Regions from separate parts of the Homo sapiens genome. Here all the other regions are linked to region 1. The links are chromatin contacts, found by Hi-C or POLR2A ChIA-PET in ENCODE. All regions are on one chromosome and are shown on one strand. The core of a region is the stretch at or near the end of the contact, and the rest is flanking DNA. Distances in the headings are between cores, read along the strand shown. Region 1 holds the start of RBM4 (RNA binding motif protein 4). Region 2 holds the start of KMT5B (lysine methyltransferase 5B). Region 3 has its middle 4.7 kb from the start of LINC02736.

Region 1 (2,856 bases), core at 99-2,598:
ACAGGCGTGGGCCACCGCACCTGGCCCTCGTGTTGGGTTTTAAAACCCACTCTTTTTTTTCCCCCCCAAACTCTGACTTCACCTTTCTCTTTATGAAACCGTTCTCTTTTTGGGGCGGGGGTGGTGGTGAAGAAGCTGCTTTGGATGGTGGTGTGTGGTACTTGTGTCATCTTCACTCCTGATGATCCCTTTCCTCATAAACTCTGCACTGCTTTTAGCCTGTTTTGTTCGTGTTATAAGTTCTTCCATCCAGTCCCTGCACTCCACCTTTTAACCCTTTTCAAAAGCTGCTTCGCAAAGGGTCTTGACTAAAGTTGCTTGCTTAATGAATATGAAGCAGCCTAAGGATGAGAGAAAACGAGGCAGCAGCTGGACCCTCTGGAGAATGTTACTTTGTATTTTGTTTACAGCTGGTTGTGACTAAGCTCTGTCCTCTAAAGTCGGTTCTAGGGGATTAAAACAGCTCTGGCTGATGGCGCCCAATAAAATAAAACAAAAAAACCTTTGCTGCTCCAGTTTTTTCTCAGGGTGGGGTCGGGGTATACTTTAAATCTCCATGGTCTCAGAAAGGTTTCTTCATCGCGGACCCTGGGAGGCTGGTTCCCAGAGGGAACTTGTCCTCAGCGTCTCCTGGACAGTGCAGCCTCCTGCCGGGCCTACTTCTGGAAGGCCATTACAGAGGTCCTTTCACCACCTGTGAGAGGTTTGATTTTGGGGGAGCTCCGGGACTCTCAAGGCTACAGTGTGGACTGCTGGCCCAAGGAGAAGGTTGGTTTCCTGAAGTGGTGGGTGGTGGGTTGGGGGGGGTCTTCGTTGTTTTTCTTCCCTGGCATGTGCCTGCATAAGCTATTTCCACAGCGTCCTGGCCGCGAGGGGGGGTGGTGCTTGGGAGGTTAGAGGGAGACACCTAGAGTGAACGGCAAAATGGAGCGCGGAATACTGTCTGGCTGTGCACGTGGAGGTGGCGAAATGTGGAAGCTTAACGAAGTTGGCGCCATGAAGCTAAAGACTGCTACCCCGGGGCTCTAGCTCGCTCCGCCTAATGGCGGGCCGCACCCCGCCGGCGAAGCCCACGTTTGTAGGTCCGCCCTCACGCTGATCTCTTGCCCAATCAGCGAGTTCGGCTTCGCGAGGTTGGTGCCCATTGGCTTTCGCATAAAAGCTCCGAGGTTACAGACGTTTCCACCTCTTGCCGGCCTCTTAGGTAATTGGCGTCCGTGGTAACCAATCAGGAAGAGGATCTGAGGGAACGCCGGCCTTTTACTTTCTTGAGTGGCCAATCCGGTTGTAGGCTCACCTCCCCCTTCTACTCAGAGCACTGCTGCGGCCGCCGCCATTTTAGCGTTTTGTCAGAAGCGTCCGCGCCGCGAGGAGGAGGCCCTGCTGGTTTCTGTGCGGGTGAGACTCCGAGCCTTTCCACTGCCTTTCTTGTACTGTGTTAAATCTTCTCTCACTCCCTTGGGCTTCGGGGGTGTCCTGGTAGGTCCGCAGTCTCCACACCCGTCACTGAGAGCCGACCTCGGTCCTCGGCATTGCGCGGTAAGCCGGGAGCAGCCCTTCCCCCACCGCCCCCTGAGAATACCTTGCTTTTTTTCGCCCACCCTGTCCCGCGCCCGACATGGCTGCTCTTGGAGCCTCGAGATTTCCACTGGGATAACCCCCTTTCCCTTATATCTGACAGTTACATTCTCGTTTCGGGAATTTCTCGGGCCGTGAGACATCGTCTGGTTAATGAATCTGAAGCTCTTTTCCGCGGCCGCGCATTTCAGTGTTCGGCAGGAGCTAGGACGGTGCCCCGAGAGAGGCGTTCACCACTCCAGTATTTCCTTTATCTCCCACTCCTCGCTGTCTGATCCGAGTCGCGCGTTCATTACTTCCAAAGGAAACTCAAATGTAGCTATTACAAGGCCCATTTTCCCGGAAATGATGGCTGCTTTGGTTCCTACGTGAGGAAAAGCCTGTTGATAATTTCAGGCAGGCAGTCAGCAAGCCTAGTAGACTTTTGTTTTCTGTTGTCCTCCTAGTGGATAGAAAAGCCTAGTACCCCCATTTCTTCATATGCTGTCTTTCATGCCCATTTCTGTTGGAAGGTATCGGTTCTTACCAAACCCTTTGTCTACTAAGGACCTCCCTATTGCAGACGTCTTCTTATTCTTACAGGTTCATGGCGGCTACTATAGCAGGCCTTAGTTCACTCCCACTTCCATTTGATTATTGTGTGGAGGTGTGTGTGCAGGCGTGTGAGAGAGAAAACTGGAAATATACATTAGAGTGAAAGTCGTTGTCTTTTGTGAACGGATGTGGGCCTGAGGTCTTTTGTCAGATGTCTTGTTTTTCTCTCCCAGGCTCTTGTCAGGATGGTGAAGCTGTTCATCGGAAACCTGCCCCGGGAGGCTACAGAGCAGGAGATTCGCTCACTCTTCGAGCAGTATGGGAAGGTGCTGGAATGTGACATCATTAAGAATTACGGCTTTGTGCACATAGAAGACAAGACGGCAGCTGAGGATGCCATACGCAACCTGCACCATTACAAGCTTCATGGGGTGAACATCAACGTGGAAGCCAGCAAGAATAAGAGCAAAACCTCAACAAAGTTGCATGTGGGCAACATCAGTCCCACCTGCACCAATAAGGAGCTTCGAGCCAAGTTTGAGGAGTATGGTCCGGTCATCGAATGTGACATCGTGAAAGATTATGCCTTCGTACACATGGAGCGGGCAGAGGATGCAGTGGAGGCCATCAGGGGCCTTGATAACACAGAGTTTCAAGGTGAACCACCCTCTTTGGGTAGAGGGCTGAACACAAGGCTGTGTGCAGAAAATGGTTGGATAAGTAAAAGGAGAGGTTTGGTAAAGA
Region 2 (2,856 bases), core at 188-2,687, 1.6 Mb after region 1:
TGGAGTTCCCACACAAGCCGGGATTAGAGCGTTTGTGGACTCTAACCTGGGAATATAAGGCGCTCCAAGAGGGACAGGGCCACACCTCTGGTTCAAATTGCTAAACCTTCAGATACACAATAAATCTGTATTTACAGCAAGCGGCAATTTATGTATTTCAACATGCACACATTATCTGTAATTATTTCAGGTAAAAATGGTTTCCTCCTCTTTTGAAAATACTTCTTTTTACTACTAATTATCAATATTATAGGCGTGTTCTCAATATTAAAGACTAAAGGAAAAAAGTTATAGCTGGCAACTGCTTCCTCTAAAGATCCTACACAGCAAAGTTCAGACCTGTATGGCCATCCTCAACTACACTTTATATCAAACTGGTTTAAATCGAAAAAGGTCCACATCACAAAGAACCACAATCAATCAAATTAATTCACCTGCCCTCTATTCTAAGGAAAACTCCCCCCACTCCAGGTAAATTTCATTTGGCAAATTCTTAAAAATTAACTTCAAAGAACACATGTTCACCTCCCCAGTATTCCGAAAGTTCCACCACTTAATAAATCGTTAAGTTACTGTTCCAGACCCGGGTCCAATAAACCCAAATAGACTGAATTTCTCAGCACCCAACTTGTTTCTATCTTAATCCAGCAAGTTGCATCGAGTTGTCATTGTTCCTCCTTCCAAGGCGGAGGTGACAACGGTGCACATCATCCGCGAATACGTGGAAGGACAGACACACACCAGGGGACGCAGGGAGAGCGGATAAAGCACAAAGGGGACGCAGCGGCCGCGGGGTCGCCGGGCCACGGCCAGGGGCGCCGTCGGGGAGGAGGGTGGGCTGCAGGACGAGCTCGGGAGGGCTCCGAAATGCGCTCGGGCCAAAACAAAAACAAAAAGTTCAGCGCGGCAGTGGGAGCAGATTGGGCGAGACGGTTCACGGCTGCCCATTGGAGAAAAGGGAAAACAGAGTCCCCCAATCGCGAGCGGCGGGGCTGCTCCCCTCGTGCGGCCGCGGGCCCGGCCCCGACGCTGCCCGGCGGCCGCTACCGCTCCCTTCCGGCCGCGGCCACCACTGCAGGCCCCGCGCCGGCCCCGCACCGGCCCGGCCGCAGCCCCGCCCCCCGCGCCCGGCCGCTTGCGCCCGGCCCCGGCCCCACCCGCCCTGGCCCCGGAGCCCTGCGACCGGCCTGGGCCCGCGGTCCCCCACGTCCCTGCCCGCCCCGTCACCGAGGCCGCCCCCCGCACACCCTCGCCGGCGCCCGCCCCTCCCCCGACTCACCGCCTGCGCCGCCCCGCTCCTCCTCGGGGCGCGTCCCAGGCCCCGCTGCCCGGCCGCTGCGATGCGGGGCCGCGCCGCCGGGCCCCGCGTCCCAGTCCCCCCCAGAAAATTAATCACCAAAAATAATTCCAGAGAAAAATGGAGAGTAAAATCCAAGATGGCGGCGCGGGCCGCAGCACCGCTCGCTCCCTCCGCTGACGGGAAAAATGAGTCCCCGCAGCGTCCGAGCCCCCCGCCCCCAACCGGCCGCCGCCGCCGCCGTCGCGCCCCCCGCGCCCCCGGCCTCGGCTCGCTGCGCCCCCGGCGCCCGCCCCCGCGCCCCGCCACCCGGGGCCTCACCTCGCCTCGCGCACGGCCGCCCGTACGAAAACCGTCCGCCGGCTTCAGGACTCCGCGTCCCAGGTCCGTGCGCCGCGCGGTGCCGCCTCCGGTTCCCGGGCGTCCTCACCTCATCGCCCCGCTGCCCTGCCGCCCGCACCGCCGCCGCGTCGCCGCCCCCGGTGAGCCGCCTGGACCCCGCCCGGGCACGGTGGAAGGATACGAAAAGAAGGCCGCGGCCTCGACGGCGGAGGGACACCGTGCGGCGCAGCTGCCACAGTGTGCGCGCGCCTCCCGCCAGGCCCAGCCGCCGCGGCGCTTCCACGGGGCTCTGTGCGGGACGCGGGCACGCGCGGGGAGCGAGTTCTGTGCCGGGCGCTCCCGACGGCGGAGGGACAAAGGGCGATTCAGAGCGAGCCGTCGCCTCCCCTCGTGGCGGAGGGATTCGCGGCCGGCCGGTAGGCGGCTGGGATCCCTCCGCCCTCGCTGCCCTTTAAATCGCGGCTGAGGCGGCGTCGCCCGCGCCCCGCGGGCGCCACGTTAGGGTCCCCTGCGGCCCTTACGCGACCGCATTCCGGTCCCGGTCCCCGCGGGACCGCGGCAGCTGTCCCGGGCCCTGGGTCTTTGCACACCTGCCCCTACCAGGGACGGCTCTAGAGCCAGCCTCTCGGACTGCAGCCCTGGGGAAGGGGACCCCCCCCCCTCCCGCCGCGCGTCCCAGTTGCTCCGAGGGAGGTGGCCCCGGGCAGACGAGCGTTTTTGTTGTGGGAATGGGGGTCACTGGCAGCAGATGCACCCTAAGACCGTGTGGGCAGGCTGAGCGTTCCTGCGCGGAGCATGCGAGGGAGGAGGAGAGCGGGCGCGCCTTGGCCTGGCCCCCCGCGGGCCCCGCCGCCCCCAGCACCCACTATGTGCCCCGCGCCGTGCTCCGCTCCACTCCGGGTGTGCCCTGCGCGCTGGCCGTGCGATCCCTCCTCGGGGATCCCGGGCTGGCGGGGAGATCCTGAGGGACCGGGCCGCCTGCGAGCCGGGGAGCTGCGAAGCTTGCCTGGGCATCGATCTTGTAGTCCAGACAACAGAACGATGAGCGCGCTCCCGGCCCCTGCGGGGCTGCCCAGGGTCTCCGCGCATCCTCCCTCTCACGCGTCAGGACGACCCCCGGAGGTGGGGGCCATGTGGGTGCCACTTTACACCTAGGGAAACTGAGGCACAGGGAGTTCCGTGACCTCTATGACAACTAGTCAGGGCTTGAGCCAGAG
Region 3 (2,856 bases), core at 259-2,758, 1.1 Mb before region 1:
TCTAAAAAGTGCTGTGGGAATGTAACTTTTCTGAGTCTTAGATTCTTCAATTGTAGCATGAGGGGCTACTTAGAATTATGGATTTTCAGGATTGGAAGAAAAATCTCAAGTTTTCTTGACCAGCTTCTTCGCAATGCAGGGATACTGCGGAACCCTAGGAAGGTCACCCAGCTTCCAGAGGATACCTGTGGGAATGGGAACTTGCTACCTAGAGGTTTATTCCACTCAAACACTGGGTGGCTCTGATCCACTATTACCAGTTCAGGAGAAGGCCCTGTCATTCTGCGGGCTTCTGTTTTAATCCGGCATTGTTGAGAAACACACCCCGACAAAGTGCCTGAAACCTTGTGGCCGCTACCCCCTTGTCCCAGGAGATGTGTGTCTGTGGGATGTGGGCCACACTTGCATGAGGAAGAATGAATATACGTGTGTGTGTGTGTGTGTGTGTGTGAGCATGCTCATGGAGGATGTTTAATCAGCTTCATGCTGGGTGTGCCAGGCCAATACAAACATCTGCCAGGGACCTGAAGCATGACTGAAAAGATCAGGGACACAAGAACGCGGCTGCGACTCCCTGAGAGCTTCATTGTTCCTTCAGGCCACTTGGGAAGGTTCACTCAGCAGGCGTCTCCCGCGGTGACTCATCATGGGGCAAGGACAGCAAGGGCTGAGCCGGGCTCACTACCCTGCACTGGGCAGGGGGCGGGTAGGAGGTAGAGGGGTGAATGCTCCATCAGAGCTGCATGGAAACCACAGGTGGCCTCTGGGTTTTCTCCCCTGTCTCTGTGGATGGCAGTTGGTTCAGAAGTTCTGAACAGACCTCCAGAGCAAAGCAGTTCCCAGTTTCCCACGCAGTACAGCTAGCTCAGTCCCATTCCACTCCATCCTGATGGGCATTCGAATTTACGTCAAGTCTAAATCCGTTCTGTTCCTGTGGAATGATCTGTTCCTGTGGAATGATCTGTTCCTGTGGGAGCTTTTCAGTATTCTGGTTGTGTGTGTGTGTGTGTGTGTGTGTGTTATAAATTCCAAAAAAGATACTATTCCAATGTATTCATTGAGTCATTACTCAGTAGACACACATGGAGCTTCTACTGTGTGCCAGGCTCTAGTGATCTGGCAAATGACAGCTCTTTGCCTCAGTTTCCTCATCCGTCTAAGGGGAAAGCAACACCACCTCCCCCACAGGGCTGTTGTGAGGCACAGCACTCAATACACGTTACAGAAAATAAAGATGCACATGGAGTGGATAGACGGTTCTACAGACGCAGCCCCCAGGAAGGCATGGGGGACAGCCCAGTTGTGCCCCTCGATGTCAATCTGTCCTCCTACAGCCCACAGTGCTACAGCTGGGCTGCCACAGCCAGGCCTTTCGGGAGGATCCACCAATAGGCTTCAGGGCCCAGGGCCAAGTACATTACGCAGCAAATAGACCAAGGAAGGAACTAGGAGCCTGGAACTCTCAGGCAGGGGGTGGGGAATTGCTTTCTTAAGACACTTTCTCCTAAGAAAGAACAACAACAACAAAAAAGACACTTTCTCCTTTATTCCCCTCCCCGAAAGAGGATTCTATCTAACAAGGAATGCTTGCTAGAAGTAGAGGTGGGTACATTTAGAAGATGTTTTCTTGTCTCAGGAAGAGAGAATCTGTTTCCCCTACCCTCCTGCCCTGGTGATTCAGGGCTGTGATGGAAGAGGCCCCAGCTGCCTCTTCCGCATATCATTTTGGGAAGGTCAATGACACAGCCACTTCTAGTTTCTGTAACTCATTCTTGCTGGAATTGCCCTCAGCTCTCTGTGAAGTGACAGGCCTGTCTGCTGGGTTTCAAGGGATAATTTTACATGTTCTACAGGGTAAATTATTAGCTGTCCAAAACCCCCTAGAAAACAATGCTCTGTCTTCCATATCATAGAGCTCTGAGCTGCATCATCTCTGTAGGTTTTTTCCTGCTGTGGGGGCGGTCACAGTAGGTGAGGGAGCCTAAGTTTGTGCAGCAGCTACGGAAGGTCACATTGTTCCAGAAATCGGCTCTGGGAAGGTGGGCAGCCAGGGGATGGGATTGGGAACTGCAAATTCCTAAAATCTTTAGAAAACAAGAAAGTTTGGGCTGGGTGTGGTGGTTCATGCCTGTAATCCCAGCACTTTTGGAGGCAGAGACAGGCGGATCACTTAAGGTCAGGAGTTTCAGACCAGCCTAGCCAACATGGTAAAACCCTGTCTCTACTAAAAATATGAAAACTAGCCGGGCATGGTGGCAGGCACTTGCAATCCCAGCTACTTGGGAGGCTGAAGCAGGAGAATCACCTGAACCCGGAAGGCAGAGGTTACAGTAAGCTGAGATCCCGTCACTGCACTCTAGCCTGGGTGACAAGAGCAAAAAACTGTCTCAAGGAAAAAAAAAAAAACAAAAACCAAGAAAGTTGTTTTCTTGGGACTGTCTTTGCCCTTCATTTCTGACCTGCATTTCTAGAGAGCTCTAGAAATGCAGAATTAAAGAAAAAATTACAGGATTAGATAAAATCAAAGGAGGCCTGGGAGGAATCCAGGTGCCATGAAGACTCAGCCACTGCGGCCTCTGGGCTCCAGGGCCGTAGATGACGGATCTCTCAGAAGCTTGTCTCTTGACTAAGCCTGACTGGACTTGCCAATCAGGGAAGGGGTGGAGTGGATTCTGGCATTCTCTGGAGGTTTCCGGCCTGGCCTGAGTCAGGAGGATTAAGGTAGGGCCTTGCTGACTGTATGCTTGGAGGCTGGATGCAAAATTTTTGCCCTTTTAGTCCTTTTCAGCACCCCGCCTTCTCGAAGGTACAGCCAGGAGGCCTAAGATCTTTCCTTTTTCTTTTTTTTTCAGACAG

What was found. Hi-C counts contacts between places; a loop is a spot of excess contacts on that map. ChIA-PET counts read pairs that join two places held with the same protein, here RNA polymerase II (POLR2A). Pooled maps may share reads with other maps.
Region 2: a loop to region 1 is called in a pooled map, with 27 times the contacts of the local background. The contact joins the promoter of KMT5B here to the promoter of RBM4 in region 1. A Hi-C loop is called at or near these places in 3 of 50 pooled maps. POLR2A ChIA-PET finds 5 or more read pairs at or near these places in 3 of 52 experiments (GM10248, T-cell and activated CD8-positive, alpha-beta memory T cell).
Region 3: a pooled map shows a loop between it and region 1 (6-fold over the local background). The contact joins the enhancer-like site here to the promoter of RBM4 in region 1. A Hi-C loop is called at or near these places in 1 of 50 pooled maps. POLR2A ChIA-PET finds 5 or more read pairs at or near these places in 3 of 52 experiments (OCI-LY7, WTC11 and activated CD4-positive, alpha-beta T cell).

Annotation. Positions count from the first base shown.
Region 1 is chr11:66,637,355-66,640,210 of GRCh38, forward strand. It overlaps RBM4 (RNA binding motif protein 4), which reads left to right and starts at 1,349. Exons shown (of 4, transcript NM_002896.4): 1 at 1,349-1,398; 2 at 2,346-2,769. The coding sequence starts at 2,358. The region is part of intron 1 of RBM14-RBM4 (RBM14-RBM4 readthrough); the gene reads left to right. RefSeq lists enhancers at 800-1,513, 1,278-1,647, 1,514-2,225.
Region 2 is chr11:68,211,859-68,214,714 of GRCh38, forward strand. KMT5B (lysine methyltransferase 5B) reads right to left here and starts at 1,438. Exons shown (of 11, transcript NM_017635.5): 1 at 1,280-1,438. RefSeq lists silencers at 675-1,144, 1,730-2,169, 2,280-2,419 and an enhancer at 2,116-2,818.
Region 3 is chr11:65,491,368-65,494,223 of GRCh38, forward strand. No RefSeq gene overlaps it. Among named protein-coding and RNA genes, the nearest start is that of LINC02736, 4.7 kb to the left of the region's middle. RefSeq lists silencers at 295-796, 2,491-2,785, enhancers at 471-765, 1,602-2,112, 2,113-2,624, 2,116-2,245, 2,491-2,785 and a cis regulatory region at 2,524-2,766. Within about 2 kb of position 1,509, at least 37 of the 41 ENCODE cell types and tissues checked have a DNase peak (open chromatin) inside an H3K27ac peak, as active enhancers do; they include OCI-LY7, where a contact is called at or near this core.